3 separate regions of the Homo sapiens genome follow, and regions 1 and 3 are each linked to region 2. The links are chromatin contacts, found by Hi-C or POLR2A ChIA-PET in ENCODE. All regions are on one chromosome and are shown on one strand. Each heading gives the region's core, a stretch centred on a gene start or an enhancer-like site at or near the end of the contact. The rest is flanking DNA. Distances are from core to core; before and after follow the strand shown.

Region 1 (3,971 bases), core at 169-2,668, 1.5 Mb before region 2:
AAAAAGAACTGAAATTATCTGTAACAGTTTTGCAAATTCCTTCGAAGTAACTAAAAACACTGCAGGACGGAAAAAACAACCCAGGGCTGCAAATCTTTGCTTTAGGTAACATTTCACTAGATGAGGGTGCCAGGATTCTCCTCCCACATGGACACAGAGAACAGATGCGCTAAGCTGCAGCAACAGGTTTCTTTTCAAAAAGAAAATGTGCTTTAAAACACTTCAGGCAGGTCTGGTAGAGCTTGGAGTCCCTAATAAATACACAAAACACCGGAGATCAGGTTAGGGCAGGCCGTGGGCAATTCAACCACTTCTAGGACCTTTCCAGGGCCCACTGAGGTAATAACTGCTTTCCCTCTTGCCCTGGAAGTAACTGGTGACGCCGCCTCCAGCCCTTGAGGAGCCGGAGAAAGGGTGGCCCAGGCCCAACCTTTGGAGGATACTGCCTTGGCTCTCTCTCACAAATGCAACGGCCCGGGACGGTGTCGCCTTCCAGGAAGGGCCTTTGCGTCTCCCTCCCCCGGGGACACCGCGAATTCCCGCCTCCCGGCGGAAAGCGGGAGAAGCGAGAGTTTTCTCCCCGCCCCTCCCCCAGTAGGGGCAAACCCGCCCCTCAGCAGGCCTGTGCTGTGCGCTCCTCTCCCGGGGACCACCGTCCTCAGATCTCCCCAGGGAATGGGTCGTCCTCTTCCTGCCCCCACCCGCGAGACGCGGCAGAAAAGCCCGCGGCTATCTTCCCGCCAGCAACAGCCTCCCGCCGAGCCGGCCGGGACAGAGGCGGCCCCCACCCCCACTGGGCAGGGGACTGCAGACGGCGCTCCCCGACTCTCAAGACGACCAGGGAGCTTCCCTTTTCCTCAGCGGGGTGAGGGGCATCTGTCGCCCGCCGACTTGGAGGTGGAGGGGCAGGGACATTCCCTCGCCATCACCTCAGGAGCTAGAACGCGCCCTTCTCGCAGCAGGGCGTGGGCCTCCCAATCCCTCCAAGGGGCGGACGGCGTGCGCAACCCCCTGGAGAAGCAACAGGCGCCCCCATCCCCCTCCAAGCCGGGTAACGCCGACCCCCTCGTCCCTCCCGCTCTTCACCTCCGGAAGCCGGGCCAAAGCCTGGGCGAACGACTGCGCCTCACTCCGCCCCCTGCGCCATTTTATCGCCCCCTCCCCGACCTCCCCTACCCCGAGTCAGCCGGGCCAACACCAGGGGGAGGGCAAACCAGCAGTGATTGGCAGGAAACCGTCCCGCCTCTAGGAGGGTTGTGCCCCGCTCAGGCGCCTCAGCCCCGCCCTCCGCACCGCCCACCGTGCCCACTGGCTCCACCTTTTCCCGTCTCATCGACCTGCTCGACTCTCTGCTGCTCCTCACTTTTTCCGGCCGCTGCCGGAGGGGTCCAGGCCGAGTAAGCGGAGCGCCGAGCCCAGCTGATGCAACCTGGCTGGACTCGCGTGACAGTTCCCGGCACGCGGCGGCGACGGTGACCCAGGAAGGGGCTCTGGTGCCGGGCTGAGCGGGGGAAGCAGGGGTAGCGGAGCCATGGGGGACGCTCCCAGCCCTGAAGAGAAACTGCACCTTATCACCCGGAACCTGCAGGTCAGGCCTGGGGGTTGGAAATGCGCCGTTGGGGATTAGGAGCCCGAGGTTCAGTGATTTTGAGCCCCATTACGGGGTTCTAAGTATGTGGGGCCGGGGACTCGGCGCTGGCGCAGCTCTGAGAGAGCCTGTAGATCTCACTGCTGGTCGGTCAGTCAATCAAGCAGCCCTTCCCTGGGTTCCCCAGAAATCACAGTGGGCTCACCTCTTGCGTCCAGTTGTCTTGTGTTGGAGCCAAACTTTGAATCCAGGACTCCCATTCCACCCCCCTATTAAGTGCCAGACGTGGTGCTTAGTCGCTGGGGATACGTCAAGGGCCTGCCAGAGCTTGTCTGAAGGGGATCAGACGTTAAAAATGACCCATTACGGTTCAAGTAAGTACTGGAAGATGCTATACTGGGAGCTTTAAAGGGAAAGAGAGAAGGGAAGGCTTCCCTGAGGAAGTGACCTCCAAACTGCGCCTTGAAGGAAATGGATCCCCCCCCCTCACTCCACAAATGTTCCGTTTGTTACCAAGAACTACAGGAGTAGAAGTGAACCAGAGGAAGAATGGAAGAATAAGGAGGGAGAGCATTTCAGATGGAGGAAACAGAAATTGTGGCAAATTTAGCTGGAGTGGAGTGAGCAAAGTTATGAGGAAGCACTTAAATATTTATATTGCTTACCCCTTAACTTTTTCAGGCTTCTGACTGTTGTCACCTTATCAGCGACGCATGATTTCCGACCACTTTATTTAAATAACAAACCCTCTGGCACCAGAACTGCCCCATACCTTGCTCTGCCTTTTTTTTGTTATTGTTTCTACATAGTATACATTTTATTTATTTGTTTAAGAGAGGTAGGCAGGGACCAAGTCACGGGAGCCTTGCAGGCCTTATTCTGTTCAATTTTAAATTGGGCTTCCTTCTAAGAGTAGTGATAAATCAGTTGGGCCACACAGCCTGTTCTGTTTTTTCTTTTTAGAGATGTACTTCACATACTATAAAATTCACCCTTTTAAAGTGCACAATTCAGTGGGTTTTAGTATGTTCACAAGGTTGTGCAACCATCACACTATCTTTTTTTTTTTTTTTTTTTTTGAGGCGGAGTCTCGCTCTGTCGCCCAGGCTGGAGTGCAGTGGCCCAATCTCGGCTCATTGCAACCTCCGCCTCCCAGGTTCACGCCATTCTCCTGCCTCAGCCTCCCGAGTAGCTGGGACTACAGGTGACCGCCCCCACGCCCGGCTAATTTTTTGTATTTTTAGTAGAGACGGGGTTTCACCGTGTTAGCCAGGGTGGTCTCGATCTCCTGACCTCGTGATCCACCCTCCTTGGCCTCCCAGAGTGCTGGGATTACAGGCGTGAGCCACGGCTCCCGGCCACAACCATCACACTATCTAATAAAACTTGCACCCGTTAGCAGACGCTACCTATTACCCACTACTCCTAGCCTTAGAGAAACACTAATCTACTCTCTGTCTCCAGGTATTTGCGTATTCTGGGCATTTCCTGTAACTAGAATCATACAATATGTTTGTTGTGTCTGACTTTTTGCACTTAGCATAATGTTTTCAAAGTTCATGCATGTATTTGCACCTAGCAGAACGTCATTCCTTTTTATGGTTGAATGATACTCTGTTGTATGGATATACATTTTGTTTATCCGTTCATCAGTTGATGGACATTTGGGTTATTCCATTTACAACTTAGTCTTAACCAAAGGTTTTTGCACGCTTCCCCTAGCTAGATTCTTTGTTTCCTATTCTCTCTCCATAAAATAGTGCTGGTTGGAGACTAAAAATACACAAAACTATTAGAATTGACTCAATTGGGTTTTTTGTTTTGGGGATTTTTTTTCTGGAACGGAGTTTATCTCTTGTCGGCCAGGCTGGAGTGCAATGGCACAATCTCAGCTCACTGCAACCTCTGCCTCCTGGGCTCAAGTGATTCTCCTGCCTCAGCCTCCTGAGTAGCTGGGATTACAGACGTGCACCACCACGCCGGGCTAATTTTTGTATTTTTAGTAGAGACGGGGTTTCACCATGCTGGCCAGGCTGGTCTCAAATTCCTGACCTCAAGTTATCCGCCAAATTCGGCGTCCCAAAGTGCTGGGATTACAGAGTGAGCCACAGTGCCCGGCCTCACTCAGGTTTTAAAGGCTAAGTAATGTGACATCTTCTTGGATGGTGAGAACCCTCCAAGTGTCCACGTTGTCAGGGGTGCTCTTGAGCATGCGGGATCAGCTGCCAAAAGACTTGGAGCACAGGAGTTTAACAAGTCCTGGTAAAACATGATTCAAACCAGCAGTCTATCATGGTTTCTGACAGCCTCCCAAAACCGTAACTTGAGGAAACACTACAACCTCTTATCGGGGTACACTGGCCTGTTAGAATTTTTCCAATAC
Region 2 (4,061 bases), core at 1,128-3,627:
CAGATCTATGAAAAATACTGTGTAGGTTCACTACCTACATTTTCTTGTCCAAATCCTTGCCTCATATCTGGCTTTTGGCCCAATCACACCAACAAAATAACTCTTGCTAAGGTTACTGTGACCTCCATGATGATAAAAGCCAAAATATGTTTTTCAATCTTCATGTTATTTAAATTCTAGAAATTTCTATCACAAATCATTCTTTTGCTTCTGAGACATTCTTCCAGTCCTCCTTCCTTTCTTCTGTATCTCCTGTAGGTTCACCTGTTCTTCACCATTAAATGTTGGAACTAGTCAAGGTTCTGACTTAGCTGACCTTACCCACACCTATGGCTCAATTCATGTATATACAAATTATGCCCAATTTTATATTCCCAACACAAATCTCTCTTCTGAGCACAAAGCTGTATTTCAAACTGCCTCTTGGATGTCATGAATGACCCCACACAATCAATCAATCAATCAATAAAAACTGATCTCAGCTGGGAGCAGTGGCTCAGGCCTGTAATCCCAGAATTTTGGGAGGCTGAGGCAGGTGGATCACTTGAGGCCAGGAGTTGGAGACCAGCCTGGCCAATATGGTGGAACCCCATCTCCACCAAAAATACAAAAATTGGCCGGGCACAGTGGAGGCGCCTGTAATCCCAGCTACTGGGGAGGCTAAGGCAGGAGAATTGCTTGAACCTGGGAGGTGGAGGTTGCAGTGAGCCAAGGTTGCACCACCACACTCCAGCCTGGGCGACAGAGCAAGAACCTGTCTCAAAAAAAAAAAAAAAACAAAAAAAAACTGGTCTCTAATCATCTTCTAGTGTTCCCTATCCAGCTTGAGGGATTCCGTGATAGTGAGTGAATGGTACCACCATCTATTCAACTACATAAGCCAGAAACCTAGGAGTTACCTTTGATTCCTCTCTTCACTCCCTAAAATCAACCCATCACCAAGTCCCACCCATTTTACCTCCTATATACCTCTAGAATCTGTCCAATTCTCTGCAGTTCCACCCATATCTCAGTCCTCACTGACATCTCTGACCAGGATTACTGCATATCCCAAGTGGTCCACATACATCGACTAGGGCTTCCCCAACCCCCGTCTGTTCACACCACTGAGCCTGAGGGATCAAGTCCCCTCCTCCACCACACCCCACTGGGGGAAGACGGCTCAGTGGTATCTCATCCGTTTTAAAATAAAAGCTACAAATTCCTGCAAGGTCTGACCGCTATCACGTACAGCTTCATCTTGTACCATACTCCCTTCATTCTCTTTGTACCAGCCACACTGGCTCTTTGTGCTTTTAGTCATTTTCCTCCCAAGTGCCTCAGGGCTCTGAACAAGTAGTTCTCTATGGAAGGTTCTGCCTTCACTTCTTCACCTAATTAATTACAACACTTCCTGCAGCTACCAGCGCAGGCATCTTTTCCTCTGAAAAACCTTCCTGCTTATTTCAGGCACTCATAGCATCAGGCAGCAGTAGGAGGCATTTCCATGTATTAGTGAGGTCATTGTTTAACGTTTTCCCCACCAGAGTTAAACGCCCTGAGAGTAGGGACCGTGCCCGGTTCACAACATACCCCCAACGCGCTGCTAAATGAATATCAGCAGGACGACTGAGGCAATGACCACGTTCATGGGCATGAGTCTCAAATTTCTCAACAAGACTGTGCTCTGGAGAAGGAGTCGGACATTTCCTTCATCACTGTCTCTCTCAGGGGGGCATACAGTAGGCCCTGATCAAAAACTGCAAAATCAGTGGCAGAAACAAGTCAGCCTCCTCGGCCAAATGGGGCACCGGAGGAGGCTGGGACGCAGGCCTTTCTCCCTGGGAATGCCCGGCACAGGACTGGCCACGATGGGCGCTCTTGAAGAAGGGAGCCGCAGGGGCTGGGTCTTGCCGCCAGAGACCCCAAGGCTCCGCTCCTGCCCCGAAAGGGAGCCCAGGCTACTACTTACCACAGCTGGGGACTCGGGGCCCGCCTCCCACCCCTTGCTGTCAGCACCCTCAGCTGAGAAGGGCAGGTTCAGACTGCACAACCGAGGCGTCGCCTCCAGACTCAGGCAGCCACCCACCCCGTTCTTCCTCATACGTACTAGGCGTCAGCTCCAGGTCCCCGAGTCGCTGCGCTGAACTAAACGCCGACCCCAGTCAGCCAGCGCGTTTCCACCCACAAGACCCAGCGCGCCTAGGGCGGTCGCCAGCTCCGTCCACCAATCCTGGTATCGCACTCTCATGACGTCAGAAAGATATGCCCAATAACAAGAGACTATCCGAGGGCGGTGCAAATGGAAATATTGAAAGCCGATTGGTTCTTCCAAGCTGGAAGTTGTGGAGGAAGGACTAATTTGGAACCAATTGCGTGGCGCCTGAGAGCGGCAGCGCGGTCAGTGGCGGCGCTGAAGAGACCGGTTGCCGCCATGATAGAACAGCAGAAGCGTAAGGGCCCAGAGTTGCCGCTGGTTCCAGTCAAGCGGCAGCGGCATGAGTTGCTGTTGGGAGCGGGGTCTGGCCCAGGAGCCGGGCAGCAGCAGGCGACGCCGGGAGCCTTGCTGCAAGCGGTAAGTGAAGAAGCAGGCGGCCTTTGGCCCTCAGCTCATCTTCCTCCCCTCAGAGCGCTGTATCTGGTGATCCCTGACCCTTTCCCGCATTGCGGGGGCAGAACGAGAGTTTCTACGCAGAGTTAAAGCACATAAACACTGTAAAAGCTCCCCATAGCCTGCGAATGCTGCGTACGTGTTCCCCCGTTTGGCGCCCGTTTTCAGCCTCTCGACTGCCCTGAGATAGCATTAGAATTAGAGTTGAGGACCTTGGGCTCAAAACCCTGACCCGGGTTTAAGCATCCTGACTCTAACATGGATCTGGCATAGAACAAAAATTCCGAAGAGTGTGTAGAATGAATGAATGAGGGAGGGAAGAAAAAAGGGAAATGATTTGTGTTGGCTCGTTTTGGGACTTTGGGCAAGTTGCTTTTCCCTTTATTTCTCTGCACTAGTATTATTAACAACTAAATAGCAGCTAACATTCATTGACTCTTGTACTAAAGTGTTTCGTATATGAAATTTCCATTGATCTTGGTAGCAGCCTGTTAGGAACGTTATTAACCCATTTTGCAGATGGAAAAACAGACTTACCAAGTACGTGATAGAAGCAGATTTCGAACTGAGAAACCATGCTCCTAACTACATTTTTTGTAAGATAGAAATAGTGATCACACTTCTAATGTCCTGTTTAGGCTCAGACGAGGAAATACGAGTGTCCTCACATCTCCTCAATAAATCCTGCTGGCACCGTCCTCAAAATAGGTCTAGAATTGCTACTTCTACCATCTCCATCATTGCCTCATGGCCTAAGCCATTATTATCTCATCTGGCATTTTTGTAGTGGGACCCTAACTGGTCTTCCACTTTCTACCTTTGTATCAGCACCTGTTACCAAGCCAATAACCAAAGGAATCCTTCTAAACATCAGATCACATTACACTCTGCAGAAAACTTTCTGGTGGCTTTGTACTTCATCCAGAGTAAAAACCAAAATTCTTGTAATTATTTGCCCTCTTTCCCTTTACCTCTCTGACCAATTTCTTATTGCTCACCTGGCTTCAGTTACTCTCTCTTCCAAGCCTCTGCTTCAGGACCTTTGCATTTGCTGTCCTCTCTGTGGGATTGCTCTTCACAAATGTTTACATGGTTTACTATTCAGCTCCTGCGAATATTTGCCCAAATGTAATTTTTTCAGTGAGGATTTTCCTGACCACCCTATTTTAAATTGCAGTACCACATACTGTGGAACCCACATTGCTTCTCTCTCTCTCTTTTTTTGTTTTTTTGTTTTTAGACAATCTCTCTGTGTTGACCACTGGCTCAGTACAGCCTCCACCACCTGGGCTCAAGTGATCCTCCTGCCTCAGCCTCCTGAGTAGCTGGGACCACAGACACACACCACCACATCTAACTAATTGTATTTTTTTGTAGAGACAGGATTTCACTCCTGAGCTCAAGCAATCCGCACACCTTGGCCTCCCAAAATGCTGAGATTACAGGCATGAGCCACCATCCCCATCCCTTC
Region 3 (3,758 bases), core at 1-2,500, 1.4 Mb before region 2:
AAATCCCCACGGCAGAGGCATCCACACTCTCCACTTTCGCGGCGCCGAAACTCCTCGGGCCATCCCCGCCAAACACTCCGTTACCCGTTCCAGGCCAAGGGGCCAGCCAGGCCTTCGGAGCACGCTCGTGCGCGCCGAAACTCACAAGCCCGACGAGGAGGCCCGAGCTCCGAGCCTTGTGGGTAGGAAGCGGTGTCCCCACGCTCGGGACAGAGGCCGAGAAACCGATATCGGAGGCAGGAAGAGAAACAAACACTGGCCGGGGGCCCCACCGCTGGCTTCGCCAGCTGCGACCGAAATCGGTCCCAGGGAACTGGCGAGCCGTTAGCACGCCCCGCGGGGAGTTCCCTCTTCACGCCTTCAGTACCGGGGACTGCACTCGGCAAACTCGGGCCTGCCCTCACTGTTAGGCCATGTCGAGGCCGCGGCTCAGCCCAGGCACCCACTGCCCTCCTGGGTCGGCCCCGGCACCCTCACCTTCCTTGTCGGCCATGGCGGGCAGGCGAGCCGGGGGAATCCTGGGGTCGAGCGTTGCGGGAGGGGCGGGGAGGCTGCAAGAGCTCGCTCTGTGCGCGCGGCCTCTATTGTTTCCTGCGCCCCCAGCGCGAGGGCTGACTCGCGCACCTTCGCGCCAACATCAGCCAATGGGAGCGCTCCTAATGGCGGGATGGGCGGGGAAGCCGCGTTCGCGACCAATCCAGACGCGCGGAGTAGCTTTCCGCGGGGACCGAGGCGCGCGCTCCGCCCCTCCCCCCACGCCTCCCCGAGCCGACTTCCAGCGATTGCGCGCGCCGGCGTTGACGGGACTGCGCCCGGTCAGGGTCACGTGAGAGAGGTTTGGTCCGCACACTCCCGCGGCAAGAGGGCAGCCATTTTCTTGAAGGCTATTAAGCTTACGACCCTTTCAGAGTACTGAGATGAAAAATCTAGAATGCCTTCGGGTCTAGTTATCAATTTTGGGGGTGAAGCGGGGGAAAGAACCTCGCCAGTCAGACCCAGACGGGTTTCATTCAAGGTGCCCTTCAACGTTTTTCCTTAGTCTTTGGAAAGAACTAGTAATGAAGGAATCGCAGAAGATGGGGTTTTGGCTTTTTAAATATGCGATCCAAGCGGCAGGGTAGGGACTAAAGTAGGTCAACAGCCAACTCCGAGAAAGGAGTGTGGTCCTTTAAGGGTGTGCGCCAAGGGGCGGAGTCTAGAGCGGAAGTAGTAACTCCGGGCCGAAGTCCGGTGGATGAAGGGCGGAAGTAGAGTGTCTAATCCTGCAGTCATGGCGCAGGAAGAGGAAGATGTTAGAGATTACAATTTGACTGAAGAACAGAAGGCGATCAAGGCCAAGTATCCGCCAGTCAATAGGAAGTACGAGTGTGAGTAGGTGGCTTACTTCTCTCTTTACATGTAAGCACACAGGCATCCCCTCTCCTTACCCGCGGCTTCCTGCTGCTCTTTCTACTGTGCCCCATGGGTACTTCAGGCATGATCCCATTTGTGCCGGCTGTTGTAGTCGCGTTCGTACTTCTCCTGGGGATGCTGAAGGAAAAAGCCACCTGGTTTAATAGTCGCGAAACCTGGCCTCCCTCATTTACAGTCTCTTGAACTTCTTCCACATGTGCCTAATCACATTTATCTTCGTAAATTCTAAAGATAACCATATTTTCAGGCGTTTGCAGGGTTGTTACCCCCATGTATTTCCCAACGGTGAGATTAGAGTGTGCGAGGTTAGAGGACTCGGAAAGCTAATTAGGGGATTTCTAACTTGATGTTTCACCTCGATCATATTAGCAAAAAACCTGGTTTTGCCATTTATGATTGTGATTTTTAAAAATGATTATTTTAGGCCGGGCTCGGTGGCTGAGGCCTGTGATCCCAGCACTTTGGGAGGCCGAGGCGGGCGGATCACCTGAGGTCGGAAGTTCGAGATCAGCCTGACCAACATGGAAAAACCCCGTCTCTACTAAAAATACAAAATTAGCTGGGCGTGGTGGAGCATGTCTGTAATCCCAGCTACTCGGGAGACTGAGGCAGGAGAATCGCTTGAACCCGGGAGGCGGAGGTTGCGGTGAGCCGAGATCGCCCCATTGCACTCCAGCCTGGGCAACGAGCGAAACTCTGTCTCAAAAAAAAAAAAAAATGTGTGTGTGTGTGTGTGTGTGTGTGTGTGTGTGTTTTTAGAGATGGGGTCTCGCTCTGTCGTCCAGGCTGGAGTGCAATGGAGCGATCATAGCCCGCGCTGCAGTGCCCAGCTGGTTTTGCCATTTATTCGCTTAGTGACTTTAGGCAAATCACATAACCTATCTTTGTCTCTTAAATTCTATATTAAACGTTAAGCTGTCATCCCTAAAGGTAGCTGTGGTTTGGGGAGCACAAATCTGACTTTTATTTATCTGCTTAAAATCTTTCATTAATTTCTCATTGTCCTCTCTGTAAAATCTACTTATTTACCATAGTATTCTAGGCAATGTGCTTTCTGGAGCTGGCATACCTCCTAGCATATCCCCTTCTCTCACTTAAAAACAATTTTAAAATATTATAGGCCGTTTGCGGTGGCTCACACTTATAATCCCAGCACTTTGCGAGACTGACGTGGGTGGATCACCTGAGGTCAGGAGTTCCAGACCAGCCTGGCCAACATGGTGAAACCCCGTCTCTACTAAAAATACAAAAATTAGCTGCGCATGATGGTGGGCGCCTGTAATCCCAGCTACTCGGGAGGCTGAGGCAGGAGAATTGCTTGAACCCAGGAGGGTGGAGGCTGCAGTGAGCCGAGATCACACCACTGCACTCCAGCCTGGGCAACAGAGTGAGACTGTCTCAAAAAAAAAAAAAAAAAAAAAAAGGCCTGGTGCTGTGGCTCACGCCTGTAATCCCAGCACTTTGGGAGGTTGAGGCGGGTGGATCACCTGAGGTCAGGAGCTTGAGATCAGCCTGGCCTGGCCAACATGGTGAAACCCCATCTCTACTAAAAATACAAAAATTAGCTAGGCATGGTGGTGGGTGCCTGTAATCCCAGCTGCTTGGGCGGCTGAGGCAGGAGAATCGCTTGAACCTGGGAGGCGGAGGTTGCAGTGAGCCGAGATTGCACCACTGCACTCCAGCCTGGGCGACAGAGCCAGACTCCATCTCAAAAAAAAATTATTTTTAATAGGTCATATATATTGATTTGAAATTCAGAAAGTGTAACATAGGCAGTGAAAAGTAACTCTGGCAGCCCCCATCCTCAACTACCTAGTCCCCCTCTGTAGAGCAGTCATCGTTACCTTTTTCTTACATGTACATACCTAGATGTTCTAGCATTTGCTTTAACCAATTTTCAGTTGATGGACGTTTAGGCTATTTCTACTCTTGTGGTATTAGAAACAGTGCAGCAGTGAATACACTTGTACATCCACTGTTTTGTACATGTGCAAGTGAATCTGTAGAATCAAGTTCTCCAAGTTTTTTTTGTTTCCATTGCTAAGACTCCTACATTTTTTAAAAGGATATTTTAACTTGGACAGTTATTGCCAAATTGCTCTCTATAGGAGTTGTACCAATTTATACTTTCACTAGTATTGTGTGAATGTGCCTCTTTCCTCCCACTTCTACTAATTGTTACCATACTTTTTTATCTTTTCTAATTTGTAAAGTATACTTACTGTATTTTTCTTATTGTAAGTGAAGTTGAACATATTATACTGTTTTGGAAGCTATTTGTATTTCCCATTCTGGGGTGTGTATGTTAATATTCTTAGCCCTTTTTTCTCTTGGGTTATTTTTTT

The links. Hi-C counts contacts between places; a loop is a spot of excess contacts on that map. ChIA-PET counts read pairs that join two places held with the same protein, here RNA polymerase II (POLR2A). Pooled maps may share reads with other maps.
Region 1: a loop to region 2 is called in a map of CD8-positive, alpha-beta T cell, with 12 times the contacts of the local background. The contact joins the promoter of YARS1 here to the promoter of SNRNP40 in region 2. A Hi-C loop is called at or near these places in 3 of 168 maps with a recorded cell type or tissue (CD4-positive, alpha-beta T cell, CD8-positive, alpha-beta T cell and naive thymus-derived CD4-positive, alpha-beta T cell), 2 of 37 single-sample maps with no recorded cell type and 9 of 50 pooled maps.
Region 3: a map of CD4-positive, alpha-beta T cell shows a loop between it and region 2 (12-fold over the local background). The contact joins the promoter of ZBTB8OS here to the promoter of SNRNP40 in region 2. A Hi-C loop is called at or near these places in 4 of 168 maps with a recorded cell type or tissue (CD4-positive, alpha-beta T cell, CD8-positive, alpha-beta T cell, naive thymus-derived CD4-positive, alpha-beta T cell and 1 more) and 10 of 50 pooled maps. POLR2A ChIA-PET finds 5 or more read pairs at or near these places in 3 of 52 experiments (CD4-positive, alpha-beta T cell, CD8-positive, alpha-beta memory T cell and activated B cell).

What each region holds. Positions count from the first base shown.
Region 1 is chr1:32,814,805-32,818,775 of GRCh38, reverse strand. YARS1 (tyrosyl-tRNA synthetase 1) reads left to right here and starts at 1,418. Exons shown (of 13, transcript NM_003680.4): 1 at 1,418-1,588. The coding sequence starts at 1,532. It overlaps S100PBP (S100P binding protein), which reads right to left and starts at 1,123. Exons shown (of 7, transcript NM_022753.4): 1 at 1,087-1,123. RefSeq lists enhancers at 167-276, 710-879, 1,247-1,556, 1,305-1,804, 1,805-2,306.
Region 2 is chr1:31,295,104-31,299,164 of GRCh38, reverse strand. It overlaps SNRNP40 (small nuclear ribonucleoprotein U5 subunit 40), which reads left to right and starts at 2,377. Exons shown (of 10, transcript NM_004814.3): 1 at 2,377-2,554. The coding sequence starts at 2,414. It overlaps ZCCHC17 (zinc finger CCHC-type containing 17), which reads right to left and starts at 2,133. Exons shown (of 8, transcript NM_016505.4): 1 at 2,090-2,133. RefSeq lists an enhancer at 2,399-2,608.
Region 3 is chr1:32,648,042-32,651,799 of GRCh38, reverse strand. ZBTB8OS (zinc finger and BTB domain containing 8 opposite strand) reads left to right here and starts at 1,250. Exons shown (of 7, transcript NM_178547.5): 1 at 1,250-1,367. The coding sequence starts at 1,271. RBBP4 (RB binding protein 4, chromatin remodeling factor) reads right to left here and starts at 592. Exons shown (of 12, transcript NM_005610.3): 1 at 478-592. The coding sequence starts at 493. RefSeq lists enhancers at 1-43, 204-792, 793-1,380, 2,514-2,653 and a silencer at 344-913.